Regions from separate parts of the Homo sapiens genome. Here region 2 is linked to region 1. A link is a loop called in an ENCODE intact Hi-C map of the cell type or tissue named here. Cell type or tissue: dorsolateral prefrontal cortex. All regions are shown on one strand. Links, peaks and the distances in the headings refer to the core of each region. The heading gives the core; the rest is flanking DNA. Region 1 overlaps LOC105373689 (a long non-coding RNA gene). Region 2 overlaps FMNL2 (formin like 2).

The links. Peaks named below come from ENCODE experiments on the same cell type or tissue, not always from the same donor. Only the 100,000 strongest peaks of a DNase experiment are listed, where the experiment ranks them.
Region 2: a loop joins it to region 1, with 8 times the contacts of the local background. A loop is called at or near these places in 99 of 110 quality-filtered maps.

The regions. Positions count from the first base shown.
Region 1 is chr2:152,186,803-152,192,182 of GRCh38, forward strand. It overlaps LOC105373689 (a long non-coding RNA gene), which reads left to right. Exons shown (of 3, transcript XR_923477.3): 3 at 3,868-3,885. Among named protein-coding and RNA genes, the nearest start is that of STAM2, 14 kb to the left of the region's middle. In dorsolateral prefrontal cortex, for the core only: CTCF peaks have their summits at 3,299 (motif pointing right) and 3,504; a DNase peak (open chromatin) is centred at 3,286.
Region 2 is chr2:152,633,282-152,638,661 of GRCh38, forward strand. It overlaps FMNL2 (formin like 2), which reads left to right. Exons shown (of 26, transcript NM_052905.4): 22 at 3,146-3,309; 23 at 4,292-4,393. Among named protein-coding and RNA genes, the nearest start is that of PRPF40A, 81 kb to the right of the region's middle. In dorsolateral prefrontal cortex, for the core only: CTCF peaks have their summits at 2,585 (motif pointing left) and 2,785; a DNase peak (open chromatin) is centred at 2,580; H3K27ac peaks cover 3,629 bases.

The sequences.
Region 1 (5,380 bases), core at 189-5,188:
CCCAGCTAACTTTTTGTATTTTTAGTAGAGACAGGGTTTCACCATGTTGGCCAGGCTGGTCTTGAACTCCTGACCTCAGGTGATCCACCTGCCTCAGCCTTCTAAAGTACTGGGATTACAGGCGTGAGCCACCGCGCCTGGCCCTTTAACTATATACGTTATTATTTATTTATTTATTTATTTTGTGTTTGGAGACAGAGTCTCAAAATATAAAACATTTAATATAAATAAAATATATTAAATTTAAAAATACTTTATTTATTTATTTATCTTTTGAGACAGTCTTATTCTGTCACCCATTCTGTCACACCCAGTGGTGTGATCTCAGCTCACTGCAGCTTTGACCTCCGGGGCTTAAGTGATCCCCCCACCTCAGACCTCCAAGTAGCTGGGACTACAGGCACATGCCACCATGCCTGGCTAATTTTTGTATTTTTTGTAGAGATGGGGTCTCACTATGTTGTCCAGCTGGTCTTGCATTCCTGGGCTCAAGCAATCTGCCCGCCTTAACCTCCCAAAGTGCTGGGATTACAGGCATGAGCCACCACACCTGACTACTATATACTTTATAAGGTTGCCGTGAAAATTAAATGGGATTATGAGAGCTTTTTGTATAGTAAATACTCAATAGCACTCACTATAGTACAATAGAACTTTTTTGCGATGATGGATGTGTTTTTTGTTCTTTGTTTTTTTTTTGTTTTTTTTTTTTTTTTTTTGAGAAGGAGTCTTGCTCTGTTGCCAGGCTGAAGGGCAGTGGTGCGATCTCAGCTCACTGCAACCTCTTCCTCCCGGATTCAAGCACTTCTCCTGCCTCAGCCTCCCGAGTAGCTGGCACTACAGGCACGCACCACCATGCCCAGCTAACTTTTTATATTTTTAGTAGAGATGGGCTTTCACCAGGTTGGCCAGGATGGTCTCGATCTCTTGGCCTTGGGATCCACCCACCTTGGCCTCCCAAAGTGCTGGGATTACAGGCATGAGCCACCGTGCCCGGCCGGATATGTTTTATATTTGCATTGCTCAATACAAATACCAACAGGCATATGTGACTGTTGATCACTTGAAATGTAACTATTGCAACTGAGGAACTTAATTTTTAATTTTATTTCATTTTAAATGCAAATACCCACATGTGGCTGCCTAGTAGCTAGTGTAATAGAGTGCTCTACACCATACTTGAAAATCAGTTCAAGGAGAAATAGGAGTGTCTTCCATCTCTGTTATTTGCTTTATGATATTTCACTTTCCAAAAATGCATGCTTACTTCTTTCACCTATCTTCATCTTTTATCTCTTTTCATTTTTCACATCTGGAAATTTAAGAATCCATTCAACAGCCCATCTTCTCCAGAAATATTCCTCAGTTGATCCCAATCTACATGTTTTTCACGTTTCTGAAACTTTTATTGAACATGGGTCAACATTGCACTGGTTAGCACTTAATATTCTTCTAACCTATCTTGTGTGATTGTTGGAACTTCCCAAGAGCACAGTATCAGGATCTCTGTGGCTTTTAATTCTGTGTCCTCCCTTTCAAGACCAATTAGCCCATTACTTAGAATACTTAAACACTGATTTGTGTCTCCCCAACACTCACATGTTGAAATCCAATTCCCAGTAAGATAGTATTTGAAAGTGGGATTTGGGGGAGGTAATTAGGTCATGAGAGTGGAATCCTCATGAATAGAATTAGTGCCCTTATAAGAAGAGGCCAGAAACCTCTCTTGCTCTCTTTACTTCATGTTAGGACACAATGAGAAGTCAGCAGTTTGCAACCAAAAGAGTGTCCTCTCTAGAATCTGACCAGGCTGACACAGCAATCTACAACTTCCAGCCTCCAGAACTGTGAGAAATAAATTGCTGTTATTTATAAGACACCCAGTCTGTGGTACTTTGTTATAGCAGCCTAACATGACTAAAACACACTGAATAACCCAATGTTTGAGTGATTACCTGTCCTTTACTTCTCTTATCCATTCCTCTTGCCTTCCAATTCCTGCTACCATTGTCTAGAAGTTGGCTGAAAGGAACAAAGAGCACCTGATCAGTTATCTAATAACATTTATTACTTTTTTATTTCCTACATTGTGTTACTTTATCTCTCTCACTCCTGCATGATGAATAAAATCATTTTTTTCAGAGGCATTACGCTTTTCACACTTTATTTAGTAAATATTGGGCACCTACCATGTCCAAAATACTAGCAGTAGGGGCAAGGGTTGATTAGAGGGGAGGCATGAAAATAACGTAATCACTGCCCTCAGTGACTCATATTCAGGCAAGGAGAAAATGATTTATAAAAGTAGTTAATGGAAGAGAATACATAGGAATAAGGGGAATTCCATGTGGAGGCCAAGTGTAGAGTAATGGTATTTTGCTTTGTACCCACTGGAAATTATATTTTAGTGCCCAGTTGAGGTAGTTAGTCCAACAAATTTGATGTTGGGAATACTTCTGATTGTAATTGAGAACTATTATCTCAAACTAAATTGTTACAAATTGGAGTTTGAATCTTTAGAAAGAAAAAAAGAGAGAGAGAAGCTATGTATAGACCATCTAGAAAAAAGTCATTTTGGAAATCAGCTTATGAAAAAGGTAATATGGGAAAGTAAAACATAAGCAGAAATGATAATAAAATTGATTGGTTAGGTGAAAAGAGTTGAAGGGAAAAAAATGTACAAATTCAGGAAATTGTGTGTACACGTGTGTATTTAAAAAAACCCAAAAACCTTCAGCTAGGCATGGTGACCTATACCTGTGGTCCTAGCTATTCTGGAGGCTGAGGTGGGAAGATCACCTGCAGGAGGTCAAGTCTGCAGTGAACTGTGATCACGCAGCTGCACTCCAGCATGGGCCATACAGCGAGACCCTGTCTCAAAAAAAAATAAAAATAAAAAAATCCCTAAACCAAAAACTTCAAGGAAGGCTATCTTAAAAGCCCATAGATCCTTAGCCAGGCATGGTGGTGCATTCTTGTAGTCTCAGCTACAGGGGAGGATCACTGAGCCCAAGAGTTTGAGCCTAGCCTGGGCTACATAGTAAGACCCCATCTATTAAAAAAAAAAAATTCCCACAGCTCCAAAGGCCTGGCTTCACAGGACTCCTAGCAGACCTGGTTCATTCTATTCAGTAACTATTTTTACTGGCAATTCAGTTCAAGAGTACTGTAACTTGTATGGATGGATCCGCTTAATTTTTACTTCATAATTTATTTAAAACTCTATTATTACTCTCTGTTCATTTTCCTTTGTCATCATCATTACCGCACTCTTCACAGTAGGTGGCAACAGTGCTTCACTCCCAGAATCGACTGAACGGCCTAGAAGTACAAAACAGAGGCAAACATTGAAACAAATTTCAGGATCCTAATTTGGCCAAAAATAAAAGCATTGCCTTATAAGGTCATGTCAGTAATATGCCATTATAATATGCCAATTATGTGCCAAATTGTTATATATTCTACATTCAGTGTTTAGTAAAAATTCATATGTTGAATAATTCATTTTGCCAGTGAATGTCAATAAACCAGGATGTGCTATCTTAAAAATTAATATTCACTTAATCTTTCTTATCATAATATAATAAATTATCTCCTTTATAGTTTAATGTAAAGGTAGGTATTTATTTCTACTTAATTTCACGCGTGCTGGTCATTCAGCAAATGTTTATTATGTCTACTATGACAAGAACTTCATTTCTGCACATGTGCAGAGAAAAGCAGTTATCTGGGTGGTGCACTAAAGACAGATATAATCCAAATTGCACAACATAAGTTGACATTTAAAACATCACTTTAAGGCAATATATGCTATAGAGTAGTAAATTTTAGTTATCCTAACATTTACCTCTTTTTTTTTTTTTTGAGATGGAGTCTTGCTCTGTCACCCAGGCTGGAGTGCAGTGGCGCTATCTCAGCTCACTGCAACCTCCACCTCCCAAGTTCAAGCGATTCTCCTGCCTCAGCCTTTGGAGTAGCTGGAATTACAGGCACATGTCATCACGTCTGGCTAATTTTTGTATTTTTAGTAGAGACAGGGTTTCACCATATCAGCCAGTCTGGTCTCGAACTCCTGACCTCATGATCTGCCCACGTCAGCCTCCCAAAGTGCTGGGATTACAGGCGCGAGCCACCGTGCCCGGCCTAAAGCTTCTTTTAAAATGGCTTATATACTAAATATATACTAAATAGACAATTTTTTAATTTTTTGGTAGAGACAACATCTCACTATGTTGTCCAGGCTGGTCTGAAACTCCTGGGCTCCAGCAATCCTCCTGTCTTGACCTCCCAAAGTGTTGGGATTACAGGTGTGAGCCACTGCATCCAGCTAATTTCAAAGAATATTAAGATCAATGTATAGATGATATATACGTAATGAGTTGCTAGGAAAAAATAGAGGACAGTGTTTTTCAACAAAGCATCTCCATGGTCTGTGGTAGAGCCAAACCTGAGATGCTGAAAGCAGATGTCACATGGAATTAAGTACATTGCTGTATTCACCTAAATATCCTGTTTGCGAATCTTAATACACAACAAAATTACTCCATTAGGACTAACCTTCAGTCATAAGATTCCATATTCCATCTTCCTTATTCCACTTACTCAAAATGAGAACAACCATTGCTTTGTAAATTCATTAGCACCTTAGTAGAATCCAGGCCCATCCCTGGTTAGAGAAATGGCAAAATGAAACCCTAAGTGTAACAAATGAATGACTTTACCACACAAATACTCAACACATGTATTCCCTGTTCTGGCTTCAGTTAGAAAATAAAATGTTTGTGATTTTTGTGTTCATAAAGGGATCTGGAGGCTTAAAAAAAAAGAAAAATGGGCCCTGCACAATGGCTAATGCCTGTAATCCCAGCACTTTGGGAAGCCAAGATGGGAGGATCATTTGAGGCCAGGAGTTCGAGACCAGCCTAGCCAACATGGTGAAAACCCGTCTCTACTAAAAATATAAAAATTAGCCAGGTGGGATGGTATGTGCCTGTAGTCCCAGCTACTGGGGTGGCTGAAGCATAAGAATCACTTGAACCCAGGAGGTTGTAGTGAGCCAAGATCATGCCACTGCACTCAAGCAACGATGTCAGAGCAAGACTGTGTCTTGAAAACAAAACGGAACAAAACAAACAAACAAGACAAATGAAAAATATATCTCTGCTTTAGCTAGTTCCCAAATACCTTTTTTCAAAAGCCTTTTGACTACATCTAATCTAACTATAATACAAATCAGGCTGTGATATTGGGCCAGAGCTAAGAAAAGGATAGTTTTAAAGTACTCCACCATAATCTGTAGTTGACACTTTTTAGTTATGACGACATGAGGTGTTAATATCTGTTTCATAATAATCTGTCCAGTACCACTCATTTAGCCAAA
Region 2 (5,380 bases), core at 315-5,314, 450 kb after region 1:
GATGGGGTCTCCCTGTGTTGCCTAGGCTGGTCTTGAATTCCTGGGCTCAAGTGATCCTCTCGCCTCAGCCTCCTAAAGTGCTGGGAGTACAGGTGTGAGTTACCATGCCTGGCCAATCTGTGCACTTCTTAAGGGTATATCAGGTTTTATTTATCTTTCTATTTCTCTCAGCCCCTGAAAATTGGATGTTGGAAATAAATGAATGAACAAGTGAACAAATGAATGAATGAGATGATGCACTGTTACAGGGACAAATGCTGCAGAAGCTGTGGTGGAGACTGAGAGGCAGATGGAGATGACTCTCTGACTATGAAGAACTATATGACGCAGGCTGGATAGACCTAGAGCAAGTTCGGGGCTCACTTAGACAGTAGGCAGAATTTCTGTTCTGACCAAATGATTTTCCTCCTTTTAAGTTTCCCTTTGCCTAAATTAATTACACCTCACAATTCTAATTAAGAAAAATGTTAAAAAGCTATTATAATTTCTACCTGACCAATGGGTACTAATTCATTTTGTTTGGTCCAAATGGTGTCATTTGAAAAACATCGGTGGGGAAAATGGGAGACTGGGTTGCTCCCTGGCAGAACTGTTCTTTCTGTTTGCTCTCTGGTGCCCAGGTTGCCCAACACAGATTCTGTATTCCTTCACTCATGTGTTCACTCACTCCTTCATTTATCCAGTGAACACCTTTGAGTGCCCTCCATGTACTTGGCACTATCATAAGTATTAGAGAATCAAGGATGATAAGACAGTGTGAGTCTACTGAGGGAAAAACCTACTGCACTGTTTTAGTAGGTTGGTGCAAAAGCAACTGTGATTTTGGACCGTGAATTATCAATCATTATAACTAGGCTCAAACATCTTTATTATGGCCGGGTGCGGTAGCTCATGTAATCCTAGCACTTTGGGAGGCTGAGGCGGGCGGATCACTTGAGGTCAGGAGTTTGAGACCAGCGTGGCCAACATAGCGAAACCCTGTCTCTACTAAAAATACAAAAATTAGCTGGGCATGGTGGCACATGCCTGTACTCCCAGCTACTTGGGAGGCTGAGGCAGGAGAATTGCTTGAACCCGGGAGGCAGAGGTTGCAGTGAGCTGAGACTGTACCACTTCACTCCAGCCTGGGTGAAAAGAGCGAGACTCCGTCTCAAAAACAAACAAACAAAATACATCTTTAGTAATCAAAACAGGAACCATTAAGATCAACACATTTTTGCCAATGAGAAATAAGTTTGTTTATTCCTGTAGTGAAAAAAATCTGTGCTTCTAGATTCAACAACTCTTGGAAAGCATTTTCCGCATCCTGCTGGTTGTGGAAGCATTTTCCCTGCAAAAAGTTGTCGAGATGCTTGAAAAAGTGGTAGTCGGTTGGCAAGAGGTCAGGTGAATATGGCGGATGAGGCAAAGCTTCATAGCCCAATTTGTTCAACTTTTCAAGCGTTGGTTGTGCAATGTGCAGTTGGGTGTTGTCGTGGAGAACTGGACCCTTTCTCTTGACCAATGCTAGCTACAGGCGTTGCTGTTTGGGGTGCATCTCATTGATTTGCTGAGCATACTTCTCAGATGTAATGGTTTCGCTGGAATTCAGAAAGCTGTAGTGGATCAGACCAGCAGCAGACCACCAAATGGTGACCATGACTTCTTTTTTTTTTGATGCAAGTTTGGCTTTGGGAAGTGCTTTGGAGCTGCTTCTTGGTCCAACCACTGAGCTGGTCATTGCTGATTCTCATATAAAATCCATTTTTTGTTGCATGTCATAATCTGATTGAGAAATGGTTCGTTGTGTAGAAGAGGAGAAGATGACACTTGAAAGCAACGATTTTTTAAAAAGTTTTCTCTCAGCTTATAAGGCACCCACTTACCAAGCTTTTTCACCTTTCAAATTTGCTTTAAAAGACTGTAGAATGGTTGATGTTGAGTTCTTCAGCAGCTTCTTGTGTGGTTCCAAGAGGATCAGCTTCGATGATTGCTCTCAGTTGGCCATTGTCAACTTCTGATGGCCGGCCACTAAGCTCTTCATCTTCAAGGCTCTCGTGTCCTTTGCAAAACTTCCTGAACCACCAAATGCATTGCCAAATGCATTGTTGATGTTGCGAGTTGTCTTCACTGCTTTACAACCCGTTTTGAACTCAAATAAGAAAATTGCTTGAATTTGCTTTTTGTCTAACGTCATTTCCGTAGTCTAAAATAAATACAAACAGCAAGTTAATACGTCATTAGCAAAAAAAGTGAGAAGTGTGCATTAAAATGATGTATAACATAACCACATTGATTTAAGAATGTATTCCAATATCAAACAGCAGATTTCAGCAAATACTGCAGTTACTTTTGCACCAATAATTTGTCCACGTGCAGAGTTGAGTCAGGCAAGGGGGCCCAGAGCTGGTACTCAACGTCCTAAAGAAGCTGCTCAGGAGGCTGTGGGGGAGTGCCTGCCCCGGGAGGGGCCACACTGCAGACAGAAAGGTTCACACTAAACCTTGCTGAATAGGGAGGGGTTGTTAGCTGTGCAAGGCTGCTTTGGGTCCTAGTAATCAATACAACCTATGGTCAACCGACAAAAGGCTGCCCCCTGCTGGAGAGTCAGAGAAATGCAAAAAGAGTTGTAATCCCAACACTTTGGAAAGTCGGGGCAGGAGTTTGAAGGTGCAGTGAGCTATGATGGAACCACTGCACTCCAGCCTGGATGACATTGTGAAACCTTGTCTCTAAAACACACAAAACCTTAGGCTTGCTGCAGATAAGGACCTCTGAGCCTACGGGCCCACCCATAGGCTATTCTTGTAAGAGAAATGGAATAGTTTTGTGCAAGTGTGGGATTTAGAGTCCACATTTGTTACCTGAACTCCTCTGCCACCTACTAGCAGTGTGACCAAGGGCAGGCCACAGAACCTCTTTATGCTGCTTTTGCTCATTGACAAAATGAGCTAATGATGCAAATGAACTAGTGCATGCAAAGAATGTAATGTAGTGCTTATAATGCTTCTTTGCATTAAAAGATCTCTGTGCCAAAAGCTGGAAGCTAGGTTTAGGGCCCTTGAGTAAGCCTAAGAATCTCCTGAGAACTTGGCCCAGCAGCCAGATTCGCTGTGGTTGTGACTTCCCCATTGAGTTTCACTGGGATGTTCTTTCTCTGCTTTAGTCTCCCTTGAGAATGTTTTGCTGGATGTCAAGGAGCTCCAGAGGGGAATGGACTTGACCAAGAGAGAGTACACCATGCATGACCATAACACGCTGCTGAAGGAGTTCATCCTCAACAATGAGGGGAAGCTGAAGAAGCTGCAGGATGATGCCAAGATCGCACAGGCAAGTATTGGTGCCCCTGAAACCTGTGAAGAGGCTGCATCCATTAAAGCTGCCTGTGGTGCAGGCCCTGTATTTGGGGAGAAATGTTCCATTTCCCTCTGTTTGTGGAGGGTAGCTTTCTTGTTGTAACTATTATTTATTACGGGGGGACCATTCCCAGGGTTATTCTTGGAAGGGCCCCGTCCTCATTGTCCTTTTCTAATCTGGGGCTCTTTACCCTGTCCCCTCCCCCTCCCCTTTCACTTCAATACTCACTCCAGTGTGGGTGCTGTATTCAGTTCAGCCCACATGCGTCAGGCCTGTGCTCGGCAAAGCAGTGTTTCCTGTGTAGTGGGTTTCTGTAGATCTTGTCCTTGAAAATCTTACACTATACTGGGGGTTGCTGATAGATAGGCAGGCCTGCAAAACAGAATGAACAGTACGCTATCAGAAGAGGCAGAGGCAAAGTTGGGGGATGGGGACTCAGAAAGCAGATTCAGTGGAAGGGCCTCTGGTTTGGGGCAATCTTGTATCATGGAAGAGTTCAGGCAGAGACTGAGTGTCCCCTGTGTGAGGCTGTCATAGGGAGTGTTGAAGCAAGGAAGTGGAATTTAGGGTCAGAGTGACCAAGATCCCTTTTGACCTTGTTGGTTTTAAGGGGTTCTGCCACGGCCTTTGGAAACTCCTGTAAGAAAGATTTCCTTGTTTTGTATGTGGGGTGTGTGCGTGTGCATGCATGCATGTATGCCTGTGTGTAGAAGTGGCAGGAGGTCCTGCAGATGAATTCCTGTGCCCCACTATTGCATTCCTCGGATTGCCTCTGCTGAGGCGTTTGGAGGAAACACGGAGGCGTTAGGCAATCTTGGGAGGTAAGGGAGGTGCAGCAACGCAAGGCCATGGGAGCCTCTGTCTTGTGGCTGCTGCTTTGCATCAGCGTTCCCCCTAGAGCATCCAGTTCAAATGCCTAACTAATGAAACTCAAGAAAAATTTGCTTCTTCACAGGATGCCTTTGATGATGTTGTGAAGTATTTTGGAGAAAACCCCAAGACAACACCACCCTCTGTCTTCTTTCCTGTCTTTGTCCGGTTTGTGAAAGCATATAAGGTATATGTTAAGGCCCTCCTTGCCCTTATTTCTCAAGCAATTGCCCTCCTTGAGATGTGTCTGAGTCCCAACTCTCTGCAGAGGCCTCCCAGTTCCTGTGGACAGCAGATCTGGGTGGCATTCACGAGATAGCAGTCCCTAGCTCTGTGGAGGCTGAGGGACATTATGGTCCCTTTCTCCACCTAGCCAGTCCTCTGCCTCAGCCAGAAAACAAAGCTCTTGGCAGCCCCCTTGGGGCAAGGGAGATGCTCAAAGACATTGCTGCCCCATTGACTGTTCACCTAGGCAGGCAAGGTGAAGTACTTGAAAATCCAGGCCTCTTGTGGAATTCTTTAATGGGTAGAAGTGAGCTGTGGGCTGTGGTGAAGGTGCATGATACAGCTGAAGTTAAGGAGAGCCTGCTTGTGTAAGTCATAGCACAGGGCTTAGGACCTCTTAGACCAGCATTTCTCTAGTATGGACTAAAGGATGGTGCTTTTAAGGATGGGCACTCTCTGTTTCTTTGTGTGGATCAGTAAGTGGCCCTTCCTTTAAATGGGAGGCCCTCTTGGACATAATCCAGGGCTGTGGTCTTGAAAAAGCCTATGACGCAAAGAGACATGTATCAGAAGGATTTGTCCATTTGAGAAATTACAAGAAGGCTGTTAGAAGATTTTAGCTGACCTTGGCAACACCTCAATCTATATCCTCCAGGCGTATCTTCATGTAGCACTGATAACACTGGTGGAGGTAGGAGGAATGTTTATTGCAGAGGGGAGGAGGGATGTGGCAGGGTTCTCCACACTTTTGAGAAGTCCTGTTGGAAATAGGGGGACACTTCCCTAACACCACTAGGGGCTGAAGGCTCTGGAAAATCATTATTGGGCCTTTTACTAAAACTCAGAAAGTCAAAATATTCTTAGCCCATCTTCCCTCAGCATGGCTTAATGTAGCAGTAGAGCTATAAGCTGCTGGTAGAAGGAACGTCTGTGGCAGTCAGGGTGAACA